Linked DNA regions of Mus musculus: region 2 is linked to region 1. Evidence: chromatin loops called from intact Hi-C (ENCODE). Cell type or tissue: left cerebral cortex. All regions are shown on one strand.

What was found. Peaks named below come from ENCODE experiments on the same cell type or tissue, not always from the same donor. Only the 100,000 strongest peaks of a DNase experiment are listed, where the experiment ranks them.
Region 2: it touches region 1 in a loop (5-fold over the local background); 2 of 42 quality-filtered maps call a loop at or near these places.

The regions. Positions count from the first base shown.
Region 1 is chr17:93,195,087-93,203,086 of GRCm38, forward strand. Adcyap1 (adenylate cyclase activating polypeptide 1) reads left to right here and starts at 4,082. Exons shown (of 5, transcript NM_009625.3): 1 at 4,082-4,536; 2 at 4,927-5,034; 3 at 7,144-7,275; 4 at 7,699-7,797. The coding sequence starts at 4,928. It overlaps Gm32465 (a long non-coding RNA gene), which reads right to left and starts at 7,175. Exons shown (of 3, transcript XR_385916.4): 1 at 7,003-7,175; 2 at 1-106. In left cerebral cortex, a CTCF peak has its summit at 1,923; DNase peaks (open chromatin) are centred at 1,959, 3,019, 4,320, 4,806 and 4 more places; H3K4me3 peaks cover 3,932 bases; H3K27ac peaks cover 2,838 bases.
Region 2 is chr17:94,177,752-94,185,751 of GRCm38, forward strand. No RefSeq gene overlaps it. Among named protein-coding and RNA genes, the nearest start is that of Gm32512, 4.9 kb to the left of the region's middle. In left cerebral cortex, no CTCF peak of the experiment used is centred here; a DNase peak (open chromatin) is centred at 4,493.

The DNA.
Region 1 (8,000 bases):
TCACTGGTCTGCACAAGAGCAGATAGTTTAATTTGCCATGGGTTTGCTGGATCCAGATTCCCATTCAACAAATTTCCCAAGTGGAGATGATTTCAAGAGTTGGAATCTGAGTGACAGACAAGACCCTTCAAATGCCGTTGTGTTTAGTAATGGGAAACCCTTTGCAAAGTCAAACTCTGACTAGGAGTTGTATTTCAAAAGACCAAAATCTGTCTCAATACAAAAATCTACTTCTTTGAAGGTAAAAAATTCTTTGAATTGAGTGATTCAGTGTTCAAGACTCCCACATCAGAAATGCAGATGTGTGGGGAGAAACAATTCAGGGGTGCATTAATTTGATTTTTAGCTTGTTCAATGTTTTGGATTAAAACTTGTTTTCAGATCTAAAGGACTAACAGGACAAACAGGAGCTAACACATTAGGAATTTGAAATTAAGGGCCTTTCCTTGTTTCCAATAAACATGTCTGAAGAGTGTTTTTCAGGTAAGTCAGTCATGGCTTAGCCTCAGATACCTTTAGTTGTTGCCTGTTGGAGAACAGTGGTGAGAGCTTGCATTCCAAGATGTTGTGGGTATTCATATTTTCTATAATAATATGATTCTAGCTAATATAGCATTCCTAGATTTCATAATCTGGAGAAAAGTTGACAGCTTGGGAAGTCTAACAAATCATGAGGATGAAGAGAAAGGAGTATGGGTGTTGGACAGAAGGCTTTCCATTCTTCTGTACTATCAAAATAGAAAAATCACAAGGCTTTTCCCTCCACATACTCCACATACTCCTCCTTTTCTCTTCTCCCTAGTCTTCCCAGGAACAGCTGTTTAGTTGAGGGTCTCTTGTATTTGTGCCCAGGCTCCTTCCTGCGTCTTAGTCCAAGTTGCCACATGCATTCCTAAATTAGCAAATGTATGTGGCTGGCTTTGGTCTCCTATCCAGTCTTTGCTGGCATACTAGTTTCTGTGGACAGTATTGGGTGAGAAGCTTTCTTGCCTGCTTTTTGCCTGATGGTTGCTTACTGCACATAGGTTCAAAACTGCAAACTCAAAAGCCTCCGAGATACAGCAGCTTTAAGATTGCACTGAAGCATCCCTGAAATTAACGGCAAATATTCTCTCTTGTGAGGAGTAATTAGGAAGCCAGCGTTGGTCTTTGAACCAAAGCAGAAAGGGCTCAGTGAATGGCTTTGACCAAGTAGGATGCAGTTCCAAACCCACACAGCTCTCAAGACCTCAACACACATAGGTTTCTAATTTTTCTTTTCCACAACCTTCCTCAATTTCCAACGACCAAGGGTTCAGCCTTCTTTCCTCCCCTCAATATTTTTGATTAGGGGCTCAGTCCAGAACTGAGTCCAGAACTGCTTCCCTGATCTCCAGACACCAAGCACACCTAATTAAAGATTGCCATTGGCCATGAAAATATCTGTGAAACGAGCCTGTATGGGATCAAGGATTTTTAGTCCTCTAGGCAGGGCTAGGTGGACTTCAGAAAGTGCCAAGAAAGACAAGGTCTCTGGAGTTTACTCACCAATAATCTCAAATTCTCTACTGAGTTTTTCACTCTACTGAATGGGATTGACTTCAAGTTGTATGATTTTGGGGTACCCAGGCCCAGGGAGTAAGAGTGTCAACAACCCAGATACTCCATTGAACTGGACGCAAGCTAGTGCTTTTGAAGGCTTGCTTACTTTTCTTTCTTCCTTCCTTTCTTTCTTCCTTCCTTTCTTTCTTTCTTTCTTTCTGTCTGTCTGTCTGTCTGTCTGTCTTTCTTTCTTTCTTTCTTTCTTTCTTTCTTTCTTTCTTTCTTTCTTTCTTTCTTTCGTGTTCACCACAACTCCTAGCTACATTTATTTCTTGCTTATTTTTCTTGCTTGTGGGTTTTGCCTTTAACAGACCTTGAAGTCAACCAAACTCCCCACATGGTGGCTCTCTTGACTAAAAAGTTGGGCATTGAATTGTAAATTTTAAATGCGTAGTCCTGGAGATTTTTAAATGTCTTTCCAGATGGAACTCATTTCAGAATTCAAGTGGGAGGCAAAAGTGGGAATTTTAATGGAGTTCACCTTTGACTCAAAAGTCAGGAGAACCACTGTAGGCAATAGTTTTGGACAAGTTTGTTATGAAAAGCAGTCCTGCTGGATTATCTTTCCTGTTCACTGCAAGCTCTTTGTGTGAGGGCCAGGAAAGGTGGACGCTGAATATGTAGTTCAGGGATGTAGTCACCCCAACCTAAGATAGCAGACAGATATAATATAACACAAAGAGAAACATCCCCTGTGTAGAAGTAGTTTGTTGATAGTATTCAATCTAAAGCTAGGAGGAAACTAAGAGGAGACAGGCAGCTTTGGATCATTCAAAGTCAGGAAATAAGGAAAATTTTTGATAATTGGGGAAAGTATTAAACCTCAAACAAAGGTGATAATAGCATTAAAAGTGAGAAATACTGTGGCTTGGAAAAAGTACTCAGGACTAACAGCTTATTTAAACTTATTTAAACCCAAATCACAGTATAGGCAGCAGCACTCGTACTTAATTCTCTCTCTCTCTCTCTCTCTCTCTCTCTCTCTCTCTCTCTCTCTCTCTCTCTCTCACTGTGTGTGTGTGTGAGAGAGAGAGAGAGAGAGAGAGAGAGCTTCAGATAGTAAAAATGCACACTAACTGTTATTGATGCTTCTATTTTCCCTTGAAAAGAAAGGCTCTCGAGATTTCCTAGTGGACCAGAAATTTCTGAATCTTCTGAAATTACTCAGGTGCTTAGAAGGTCCCCAGTGAATGTGATCTTTTCTCATTGCTTTCTTCTTTTCATTTTATTTTTAGTTAAAAATATTAACTATCCCCCAGGGAAGGGTTCCTGGTAGCAACCTTTATCAAGACAACTTGTGCAGGGAATCCTCCTGCATTCCGAGTCTATATTTCCCTAAACAGAATTCAACATGTAAGAGAAATTCAAGAGACACACGTCACACCCTCACAATCTTAAATTTTCAATTATTGCAGAAAACACAGTGACATGGTTTCAATTTTTAAAACTAGTAAGAGCCACGGAGAGTGTGAAAGTGTGTAGACAGGAAAGGTAAAGATCCATCTGAATACTAGGACTAACTCAGAAGAAAAAGCTTTGCACTGAGGCAGGGATTAAGCAGGTTCTGAGCACTGGGACATTCGTGGACACAGAATCCAAGGGAAGATTAATATGAACAGCGGGGTGATTTAGACAATGAACTCCCACAGTAAGAGCACCACTGCCAAAGCTTCAAATTTAGAGGCTGTGGTGAAAATTAAACCAGTGGCAAATTTCAACATTTGCAGCATCTGCGCCCAAATAGTTCAGCACCAAGAGCCTGGACAGCACCACAGGCTCTCATCCTAGTCTCATCCATCAATCTATTCAGAGACAGACTGTCAACCCAGCCAGACTCATTAGATATTTACTGAAAATCCTTATAATTCTTTCCTTTAAAACACAAAACGACTTCCATGTTTAGTAGCCTATTTGAAAAAGCATATGCAAGGAATTGAGAGATCAAAATTAAAATTATTAATAGGAGATCTTGATGGTGCTTAAATCTAGAGATCAGAGTTGTCATTGGTGGGGGTTGAGTGAAAATTAAGAAAAATTAGGGACTCAATAAAAACATGACTTCACCATTCTCTAAATTCTACGAGTTCTTTACTTGTCTTTGAGAAATCAGTGAAATCGAAAACCATCAAAATAATTGGACTTCTTAAAAATTGGATTGTGTGAGTGAAAGGTGTTTATCAGAAGCGGATGACTCCGGATCTTATCATCCTGGAGGACTGCACAGAATAGTTAATATGTTCCTTGAGGGACTAGGATGCTGACGTCTTTTACTGATACCGGATCATTACGTGACTGGGGGAGAAAAAAAAGGAAGTCATATCATGAATAAAAATCGGAGTGCAACAGTGCAACCAAAATATTCTGTACTTGAAGGCAGAAAGATGTTGACAAAGAGGTGTCTCCTGAAACCACGTTCGGACAGCTTATTTTGTTAACTGCATATATAAAAACGAGCAGAAGGCCAGTCACCTCTGTCAGCAGCAGAAGCAGCAGCATCTTCAGACGCAGCCTGAGACCTCAGAGCAGAGAAGGTGCCTCCGACTCCCGACTTCCGCAAGCTGCCAGATAGTCTCCCACAGAGGCCATCTTCCCTCTCCCCCCCCCCCCCACTGACTTTTCCTCTTTTCTTACCCATTAGCTTCTTCTCCCGGTGGACTTAAGTCCACTCTGCTCCCCCTCCCTTTGGCTGCTCGCCTACTCTCTCTTCTACATCTCTCTCCTCGCCCACTTCCTTCGGTGTCACGCTCCCTCCTAGTTTTGTGCGTCTACAAAGTTTTGAGCGGAATTTTAGCCTCGGCAAACAAGTCTCCCCAGCTCCTTCAGCTAATTCCCGCGGCTTCTCTCCAGACACCAGCTCCAGACAGTGACTGATGCTTCTCGGGTTGTGATTCCAGCGCAGAAACTCGAAGGAGCCTTTGCCCGCTGTCCTACTTAGTCAACCCTTTCCTAGACACCGTAAGAGTCTAATAATAAGGGGTTTGTGTGTGTGTGTGTGTGTGTGTGTGTGTGTGTGTGTGTGTGTGTGTGTGTGTTGGGATTCTTAGCATACTAACCGATTGATTGACTACAGGCTCCCTCCTTGTGCTGCCAGCAGCATCAGTGTATTAGTTAGCCTTCTTTAGTTCAAGGTCTGGCTAGTTACTGGGTGCTGGGCACACACAAAGCTATTTTTTCGAACTATACCAAGAGAGAAGTAGTTGGACGCCCCAGCGTGGCTAACTGGTGTTTAACACAGGGAGTCACAGTTTCACTGGCTCCCCAGCTCCCAAGAGTTTCTTCGGGTTAGAAGGTAGAAAGCCAGGAGCGATTTCACTCACTGCATACCCTCTTTCCTCTCCTGCGCAGAATGACCATGTGTAGCGGAGCAAGGCTGGCCCTGCTGGTGTATGGGATAATAATGCATAGCAGTGTCTCCTGTTCACCTGCCGCCGGACTCAGCTTCCCTGGGATCAGGTAAGTGCTTCCCTAATATAAGTTAGGTTTTCCCTTAGCCAGACACCCACTTTGGTCACCTCCCTGCAGATCTGGATGTCAGGCTCCTAAACATCGCTTCCTGAGCACCTAGGCATTTCTACAGCCTTTGGTTAGGTGGACCCCTTTGGGTCCCTAGCTAAGCCTGAGGATCAGACAGGCTCTAGTACAGCCACAGACTCCCTCCTTACTCACCAGTGGAGCCCAGGGACTCAGGTAAAGAGAGTGAGTTTCCTATCTTTGTAGAAATCTTCCCTGTGAAGGTGGCAGGGTGCGCCCCCCTTCCGGCTTAGCTTTTCTTTCTTTCTTTCTTTTTTTCTTTTTCTACCTATTCTTTGAGTAAGTTGGCAAACTTCAGTTCCCAGATCAAAGCCCGGGGCGGGGGTGAGAGTGATGCTCTCCCCACTTTGCTTTGTTACTGCCTAGTCTGGACTATTGGGGCGGGGTCTCTCGCTCCTATGTCCTTCCTGTTGTCTCGTTCGAATTCTTTCCCACTGGAAGAGCTTTCTTTAAATTATGCCCTGTTTCAACTGGAGTTGGAGCCCTAGAATTCCTTGGGGTGGGGGTGTTGCCGACACACGGTTAAGGAAAAGCTATTTGAGAGACGGAATAACGCAAGAAAGAGAAAGCAATGGAGGGAGAAGAAACGGATGCGAGGGAGGGAGAGAATGCCAGCAGGCAGGAGGGGTTGGGAGGACAGCCTAGCTCAACTGGGGATGCAGAAAACCTGGCTTTTGTCTTGGCTTCTGATTCTAATAGTGAAACGCTGCCCAGGTTCCCTGTCGCAGCTCCAGAAACCCTCACACGTATTCGGGACAGTAGAAATGCGTGGGGCCGAGTGGCGTGTGTGCCGGGTGGCACTCAGGGCAGCCAGGAGAGCGCGGCGTTGAGCTGACTCTTGGAGCCCCGCCCAAGACCTCTGCCTTAGGGGTATCTGACCATTGATGTTTTGGCAGACAGAAATCCTAGTTTCTGTAACAGGATTCCAGCATGTGGTCGCAGGGCAAAGCAGGGGTGGCCAGAAAGTCTGGGACCTGGGTTGGGGTATCCCTGGGGGGGGGGGCTGGTTATGTCGGTGCGGAGGAGTTTCTCTGGCCTCTCCTGGGAGGGCCAAAAGGCAAGCAAGAGCCCGCCCCAAGAACGATTGAATCCTGACTAGTGAAGGTTATTTGTCCGGATTGCATTCTGAGTACTCCTGGAGCCCAAAGCCACCCGACTTTGCATTTTCGTCCTCTTTTGCCTGTCTTTTGTCCCACAAAGATGCGATATGTGAGGAGATGGTGAGGTCATTGGACACCTACGGAATGTCAGTCCAAGTCCACCCCTTTCCTTGCTCTTTGAGGTTGAGATGATACCCAGCCTCCCCGCCATTGCTAACAGATAGCAGGAACTCTTTGTTTAATTGACTCGAAAGCTCTTCTTTCACCTCCAGCTATTCTCAAAGTTCCGTGTGCCTAGCACTTTTCCTGGGTGATAGGCTCTGGAGTGCTCTGCCACACCACAGTATGAACCAAACTAGCTAAGTTTAGGGACATCTATTATTCATGTTCCTAGCAGATTCTCTTCAGCCTAAAATAGATGCTGGAGGTTCTCCGTGACCTACATCTGCGCAGGGAAGGGCTCCCCTGGGCTCAGCGGATCGGATGGGGGTGGCTGCTGATGAAGTTGTCCTCCTGCATCCAACCTATCCACTCATTCCTTCTATTCTTCCCTGGGTCTCCCCGTCTCCGAATCATATCATTTCTTAGGATCTGTCTCATGAGAGCTACATGCTACTTAGGGGAGCCTGGGGCAGGTGAGGGAGAAAGCGGGTGTTTTCCTTGGCAGGTGTTGGGGTCTACACGGTTGTCCAGTGGCCCTGGCGGAGATAGTTGTTTCTCCTGAGGAGGTGTGAGCGAATTTCCCTGCGGTACTTCCAGTAGGAACTGCTGCTGGGTGTAGTTCCCTTACCTTGTTCCCGGGACCATTCTGGAAGTAAGGGCAATTCTCCATGGGAGACCATAACGAAGAAGGAAAATCAACTGGACTTTCTTAGAACTTGGCAGAACTAGGAAGTGACTTTTAATGACCCTCCTTTTGGCTGTCCCGCAGACCAGAAGACGAGGCTTACGACCAGGACGGAAACCCGCTGCAAGACTTCTATGACTGGGACCCTCCCGGCGTGGGGAGCCCCGCCTCCGCGCTGCGTGACGCTTACGCCCTTTACTATCCAGCGGACAGGAGGTACAACCCGCCCGGCTTCCGCCTGTGGCTTGGGCCTAACCTGGCAGAAGGGACCGGGTAGGGGCTCTAAAAGTAGGGCTTTTTCTGTTAAAAGAAGGGTCTTTAAGCCTCCCTTCCCATGAGAGCTACAGAAAATTAGCAGTCAGATCCCTGTGGAGCCCAAGCCCCACCACGGGACTGAAAGCTCTGAGGCCAGGGAGGTGTCAGTGAGTGTGCGACTCTGTAGGTGGGGAGCTTTTGGGCCACACTAAATACCACCTTCGATTCACCCCTGGGGAACTTCCCTAAGTTACTCCCAGGTCCCGTGTCACTAGTGGCTGTTGGGTCATCCTTCTGACAGACCCAACAGTGTGAGCCTTAGCTATCATTTGAAGGGCTTGAGGCAGTGAGTGACCCACGTCGCATTCTTTGTTTCCCCATTAGAGATGTCGCCCACGAAATCCTTAACGAAGCCTATCGAAAAGTCTTGGACCAGCTGTCCGCCAGGAAGTACCTGCAGTCGGTCGTGGCCAGGGGCGCGGGGTAAGAGTTTGTGAAAGAGTTAACCTTCGAATGATGCACACGCCTTGGTGGGTGCCCGTGTAGAATCCGGATGGGGAGAGCTGGGGCAGCTTTTACGTTTGTGCGCGCCCAAGCGCCTGAGGGTGTGTCTGCGTCCTGGCAAGGAGGTGGATACTACAAGCCTTGGGCGGAGTTCTCAAAACTGGGCGTTTAAATTTGTCCTA
Region 2 (8,000 bases), 980 kb after region 1:
CTGTGCCAAGTTGACACAAAACTAGCCAGTAAAAAGGTAAATGAATAGGTTCATTTATTTGGCATGAGACAACTAAGGACTTTGTGAACCCAAAGGGTTTTGTAAGTAAACTTTTCTACTGAATAACAATTGCATACATTTGTGGAGAGCAGAAGTGACACAGTAATCAGATGGAGGTGAATGGCACATCAGCCACTGTGTTTCTCATTTATTTGCACTGGGAACATTCAACATCCTTCCCTCAAGCTATTTTGAAATACACAATTGGTTTATTTTAAGATCTGTACTTTGTGTAATTCAGAGGCTTAAGAGTATAATAATATAGCGATTTTTCTATCTCAAGGTCAGAACTAGACTCCGGAAGAGTCATCTTTTAATTTCTACATTGTCAGATACAGAACCCTATAGGTTATCTAAATGTGAATATTTAAAGTTAAATGTATTAAAATAAAATGAAAGTAAAAGTTCTATGCCTAGTCACTGACACATAGCACACAATTAAGAATCATACGCCTATTGGATACTTGTTTATACTGCACCAGAAGTTTTTATCAAATGGCACTGTAGATGACACACTGAGGTTCTTTTTTTTTCTTTATATACATTTCAAATGCTATCTTGAAAGTTCCCTATACCCTCCCCCCACCCTACTCCCCTACCCACCCACTCCCACTTCTTGGCCCTGGTGTTCCCCTGTACTGGGGCATATAGAGTTTGCAAGACCAAGGGGCCTCTCTTATCAATGATGGCCGACTAGGCCATCTTCTGCTACATATGCAGCTAGAGACACAAGCTCTGGGGGAACTGATTAGTTCATATTGTTGTTCTACCTATAGGATTGCAGACCCCTTCAGCTCCTTGGGTACTTTCTCTAGCTCCTCCATTGGGGGCCCTGTGTTCCATCTAATAGCTGACTGTGAGCATCCACTTCGACACACTGAGGTTCTTGATATCACTTCTAAGTTAATTTTATCTGATTAGCACAGACCATTATAAAGTTATTAGTGAAATCAATCTCCAATTTAGAGTCTAATGCAATAATTAAGAAATATTATTTTGTAATTATTTAGGTTCATTATTCCTAGGCAAATTTATTAGGCTACCATGTGTGTATTTCTCAGTCCTAACACCAAGGATATTGCAGAGTGCCATATGTTTGATGGACAATTGGTAATTTGAAACATGTGTAATAGATTCCCCAAAGAATCATTTCTTAATAGAATCATATGTAAACTGTGATTTGGTCCAGACTACTTAACCAGTCTACTCAGGAAAATGACACTTGAGTGTCACATGAAATCTGTGCCGTAAAGGCAGTTTGAATAAATTATAAAAAACTGTAAAAAATAATTTCTTAGATTATATTTTCTAAAATAAAACTTCTTTCATCTAAATTTTCTATCTTAACATCTAACCCATCCCCTCAGCTCACTGTATCTAAATGTCCTGCGCTCTCAGTGCCTTAGATTTATTGCTAATAACTCCCTAATCTCGCTTTTTTCAGCTGCAAATCAGATGGCTACAGCTACAACTATATGTCTGGCCATGACCCTGCAAGGTCCTACTTAGTTTATGACTTGTGGAGTTAACATATTAGCTTCACAGTTCCCGTGGCTTTCACTTCCTTTAGCATCTTCTATAATACTGCTGTTTTCTCAAAAATTTTTATTGTGGCCTCCTTTAGAATGAAGAAGTTGCCACACATGGATTACAATATGCCTTAAAAGAACAGTAGAAAGAGTATTTCACTATTGAAAGAAAAAATAGTGAATGGATATGTTGTAGAATACTGTCCATTTGGGAGACTTGAGATGTCTCAGAGATTATTGTGGAGTCATTATGGAGCAACAAAGAAAATAAAACACCAAAATGAGGGTCTAGAGCAATGGTTCAGAAGTTAAGAGCACTTGTTGCTCTTGAAGAAGTCCAACACCCACAGCAGGTGACTTACATAAGATGGTTTATAACCTGTAACTTCAGTTCTAGGAATTCAACACCTCCTCTGGCCTCTACAGGTCTTAGTTTCATATGTACAATAAAATACACATATGGATGTACACACTCACACACAAAATTTAAAAATAAACTATTTTTCATTAGAATTAGAAGTTGATAAGAAAATATTTAGAAACTGTTGATCCCAATTTTATAGTTCAATGGATGAAGAAAGGAAGTCTACACAATACAGCAGTATCATGTAGTGATTTAGGCATAGACTCTTGCTAAAAGGCAATCAAGTGCTACTTCTGCTATCTACATGCTAAGTCAGGTCTCAGTTTCCTGCACTTTTATAAAAGATTTTATAATATCAACAATAATCACCTTAGACTAGTGGTTCAAAACCTGTGGGTTACAATCCCTTTGGTTGTCAAATGACCCTTTCACAGGAGTTGTCTAAGACCATCTGAAAACACTGATATTTATATTATGATTCCTAAGCAGCCAAAAAATTATAGTTATGAAGTAGCAACAAAAAATAATTTTATGGTTGGGGTCATCACAACATGAGGAACTGTTTTCAAGGGTCACAGAATTAGGACTGCCTTAGACATTTACAAGGACAAGATGGATAACGTGTCATATGTTAACACAGTACCTAATTCACAGAAGCAATAAAGATGATGGTAGTAATGGTGTTAATGATGAATGAACATTATGATGAAGATGATAACATGGTCACTTAAGCTTACCCTCAAGATGGTGTTAAAAATAAAACTTGAGTCTTTGTTTCTAAATCCTAGCCTGATGCCTTGGTCCCTGAAGCCTCTCATTACACTGGTTCAAAGCTAAGTACAATTTGTTCCCTATCTACCTCCAATGATCACAGCCATGATGATGGCCAAGACTGAAAAACAGAGCTCAGGGATGGGCTAATGTCTACCATATCACCCAAATATATCTCTTCTTTTGGCAACAGGTCTGTTATATGCTGAGTGGTCAACAGCTTGTTTTTAAAGATGAGCTTAGAGAGAATGTGATTACTTCTTCTGGGGCAACCTCGGGTCTGTCAAAACTTTATTGCTTGTGTCAACAACTGCCCACCTGGTGTTTCTTTCAAAGTTCCCACTTCCATGCCTTCCTTGATCCTGGGCAGTGCATTATACTATCCATATGTTCTTTCTCCTGCCTTCCCAAGTCTTTTCACTTAAGCTCGGCAGGATGATAGCATCTGTGCCCAAACAGAGCCACAGCAGAACAATGTTCAATGTTCAATGTAAGAACCACAGCAGAACAATGTTCAAAGTTCAATGTAAGAACCTGGCGGTTTCCCAAATCATGAGGGCCTCACTAGATGCATTCCCTTCTTCAGTGGATCCCACTTTAGTTTAAAACTTCTGGAAAATTTTCAGTGTACCTAAGTATGACTAAAAACATATCCATACAAAACCTACCTCTGATTCAAAAAACACAATGTAATATTTATTCTGAGGTAAATATAAGTGGCCATGGCTTGGCAACACAAATTTAGGTTTCCGCAGATACCATATTCCAACTCAGAAATGATTCCATAATTGGGGGGGGGCTGGTTTTTGTTTGTTTGTTTGTTTAGTTGGTTGGTTTTTGTTTTGTTTTTTGGTTTTGGGGGGGGTTGTTGGTTTTTTTTTTTCCAAGACAGGGTTTCTCTGTGTAGCCCTGGCTGTCCTGGAACTCACTTTGTAAACCAGGCTGGCCTCAAACACAGAAATCCGTCTGCCTCTGCCTCCCAAGTGCTGGGATCAAAGGGTTACACCACTACCGCCTGGCCCGTAAATTTTTATAGTTTAAAAAAACCAAAGAAAGTCATAATTCAAAGCATCCTTTTTAACATTTTCTGGTGATGGCATTTGTTAGGTATGTTGAAGCAAAGAGAGGAAAACTTAAAGATTCTCAATGTTACACGATGACATTCTTTGTTTTTAAATCAATAGAAGATACTGATTTATTAATATTTTCCAAAAATTTTACCTAAAGTTGGTTGAAAGGCTATTATGTCAGACATAGAGGTAGACAATAAAGAGATACTAAGAGAACTCAAAATAGTCCAAGATAATTTGCCTCTGGATCTGCATCATTCCAACCCATTACTCTGAAGAAGCTCTGATTAGTCATCAGCATCATAGAATCTTTAACATAGGTGTATCTTTCTGTGAGCTCAGCTCTCAAAAGGGTATCTGTCATTCCAACTCTTACAACCAGTGAAGGTTTGAGGTCATTGACATAATTGAATCTACTAAAATGGAACTTGTATCTTCAGCTATATGTAGAAATTTAAATGTTTCTTGTATTTTGAGACATTCTCTTTGAAAAGTTTCATTTTACAAAAAAATAAAAATTGTTGTTTCTTTCTCCTCCATGATTGTTCGAAAATCTGGACCTACAATGACACATGCAATATGAAAAAGTATTCAACAAACTGATCATATGCCATATGCCTATGAATAGTGATTAGCATCGGTTACCCGCCCCAAAAACATCTGCCTCCATTTCCTGCCAGCCTATTTAGAGCCTTAGAGTCATTGTCACCTGGATCTTGATTCTATTTCTCTTTATTAGAATGTTTATTTAAGTCTCACTAAAAATGTATACAGCTGTGAGCATGTTTGCCCAGAAGTTGCCAAGATGCCAAGGTACACTTTAGATTATTTCACTGGTCAGCCTCCCTCGCATTAAAATACTACTTGTCTGAAACTCCATTATCTAAATGGTGTTTAGTATCCTAGCCAATCAAAAGGGCTTCCAATGAGGATATTCGAAATCATCTGTTTTGGTACTCTAAAGATGTCTCAGGGGCCCAAGTGCTTGCAGTACAAGCATTATGACCTGAAACTCATGGAAAGGAGTTAGTCACAAACTATGTACCTACAATCTCAGAGCTGGGGTGGTGGAACAAGAGGCTTTCTGGAATATAATGGCAGGCTAATACAACACAATAAGCTACTGGGTTAGTGAAAAATACTGTAATAGTTAATAAGGTAGAGAGTGATTGAGGGAAATTCACCTTTAGCTTTCACACACACACACACACACACACACACACACACACAGAGAGAGAGAGAGAGAGAGAGAGGCAGAGACAGAGACAGAGACAGAGAGAGACAGAGAGACAGAGAGAGACAGAGACAGAGAGACAGAGAGACAGAGACAGAGAGAGACAGAGACAGAGAGAGACAGAGACAGAGAGACAGAGAGAGACAGAGAGACAAAGAGAGAGACAGAGACAGAGACACAGAGTGTGAGGAGCAGGTGTGGCAGCAGTCCCAAGATGGCGCCCAGGAGTGCAGCCAAGTCTTATGACTTGCACTTGACTTCCTCATACACCTGAAAATAAGCCACGTCCATCGTGAGAACTGGGCAGGTGCACCATGATGCAAGATCAGACCATATGACGAGTGATGATTCTGGCCAATGGACTGCTATTACGTGGACTAGGCTGATGGGGCATGGAAGAGGGGTTATATAAGGGATTGCGATTGGGGACAGGAGAGAGAGATTCCTGCAGAGAGATATTTTTTTTCCTGCATGCATGTTGTAAGGTTCCTGAATAAACTGCTTTGAGAAGAACGCTGTGTCGTCGCTCTTTTCTGCTAGTCGGAGACAGAAGCGACAACAGAGAGAGAGAGAGAGAGAGAGAGAGAGAGAGAGAGAGAGAGAGAGAGAGAGAGAGAGAGAGACAGAGAGAGAGAGAGACAGAGACAGAGACAGAGACAGAATGTAAATTTGTAAAATTAATAAATTTTACTTGAGAGTATAAGAGGAAACGTGAATTTTTGCTTTGCTTTGAGAACAGTTACTTCGTTGTTGTTGTTGTTGTTGTTGTTGTAGTTGTCTTTGTTGTTGATGCAGTAGCTGATATGATTCCCAAAGAAGAACATCTAGCTCCCAAGAATGAGATGGGGTGTCTTACATAGTCATTATAAATCAAAGAATCTCTTTTGGAACAGTGGAGAGGATGTATCCTCTATCTGGATGTTCAAATTAACCATGTGCTATTCTCATGCACTCAGCACAGCTGAATGCCAGAATACACTGTGTAGTATGAAAGCTACGAAAACATTTCCAGATATCCTCTTCAGCCTTTATACGATGTAGGTATCTGATGACATTGCTTTTACAATTACACATGCTGTATGCTTTGCTTTGTATCTGCAACCTATGATGTGCCAATAATCATCATTGAAGGGATCACTGCCCTGTGTAACATCTATTACTGCTTTTTGCTGTTGTTATGAGAACTCCAAGTAAACTTCTAATGTTTAATTAGATGTGTGACTAATGCTACAGATGGATTTTTCACCATATATGAGGAACATTGTTCTTCTCATATAGCATAGGCTACACAAGTGAAAGAGGCAAAATGACCAAAAGGAATTCAATGGTTCAGGTCTATCCTGTTAGCAGCATATTTGACTACTGCATCCATTGAAGAAGTAATGAATTTTTCTGATTTTCTTTTTTTTTTCTTATTTTTTTATTATTATTATGTATTTATTTCATTTACATTTCCAATGCTATCCCAAAAGTCCCCCACACCTTCCCACACCCTCTCCACAACCCACCCACTCCCAACTCTTGGCCCTGGCCTGCCCCTGTACTGAGGCATTTAAGGTCTGCATGAGCAATGGGCCTCTCTTTCCACTGATGGCCGACCAGGCCATCTTCTGATACATATGCAGCTAGAGAAACAAGCTCTGGGGGGTACTGATTAGTTCATATTGTTGTTCCACCTATAGGGTTACAGATCCCCCCAGCTCCCTGGGTACTTCCTCCAGCTCCTCCATTGGGGGCCCTGTGATCCATCCAACATCAAACTATGAGCATCTGCTTCTGTGTTTGCTAGGCCCCAGCATAGTCTCACAAGAGACATCTCTATGAGGGTCCTTTCAGCAAAAACTTGCTAGTGTATACAATGGTGTCAGCGTTTGGAGGCTGATTATGGGATGGATCCCCGGGTATGGCAGTCTCTAGATGGTCCATCCTTTCATCTCAGCTCCAAACTCTATCTCTGTAACTCCTTCCATGGGTGCCTTGGTCCCAATTCCAAAAAGGGGCAAAGTGTCCACACTTTGGTTTTCATTCTTCTTGAGTTTCCTGTGTTTTGCAAATTGTATCTTATATCTTGGGTATTCTAAGTTTCTGGGCTAATATCCACTTATCAGTGAGTACATATCATGTGAGTTCTTTTGTGATTGAGTTACCTCACTCAGGATGATGCCCTCCAGGTCCATCCATTTGCCTAGGAATTTCATAAATCCATTCTTTTTAATAGCTGAATAGTACTTCATGGTGTAAATGTACCACATTTTCTGTATCCGTTCTTCTGTTGAGGGGCTTCTGGGTTCTTTCCAGCTTCTGGCTATTATAAATAAGGCAGCTATGAATATAGTAGAGCATGTGTCCATCTTACCGGTTGGAACATCTTCTGGATATATGCCCAGGAGAGTTATTGTGGGATCTTCCAGTAGTACTAGGTCCAATTTATTGAGGAACCACCAGACTGATTTCCAGAGTGCTTGTACAAGCTTGCAATCCCACAAACACTGGAGGAGTGTTCCTCTTTCTCCACATCCTCACCAGCATCTGCTGTGACATGAATTTTTGATCTTAGCCATTCTAACTGGTATGAGGTAGAATCTCAGGGTTGTTTTGATTTGCATTTCCCTGATGATTAAGGATGCTAAACATTTGTGTAGTGATTCTCAGCCTTTCAGTATTCCTCAGGTGAGAATTCTTTGTTTAGCTCTGAGCCCCATTTTTAATGGGGTTACTTGATTTTCTGGAGTCCATCTTCTTGAGTTTTTATATATATTAGATATTAGTCCCCTATCTGATTTAGGATAGGTAAAGATCCTTTCCCAATCTGTTGGTGGCCTTTTTGTCTTATTGACATTGTCTTTTGCCTTACAGAAGCTTTGAAGTTTTATGAGGTTCCATTTGTCAATTCTCGATCTTTCAGCACAAGCCATTGCTGTTCTATTCAGGAATTTTTCCCGTGTGCCCATATCTTTGAGGCTTTTCCCCAT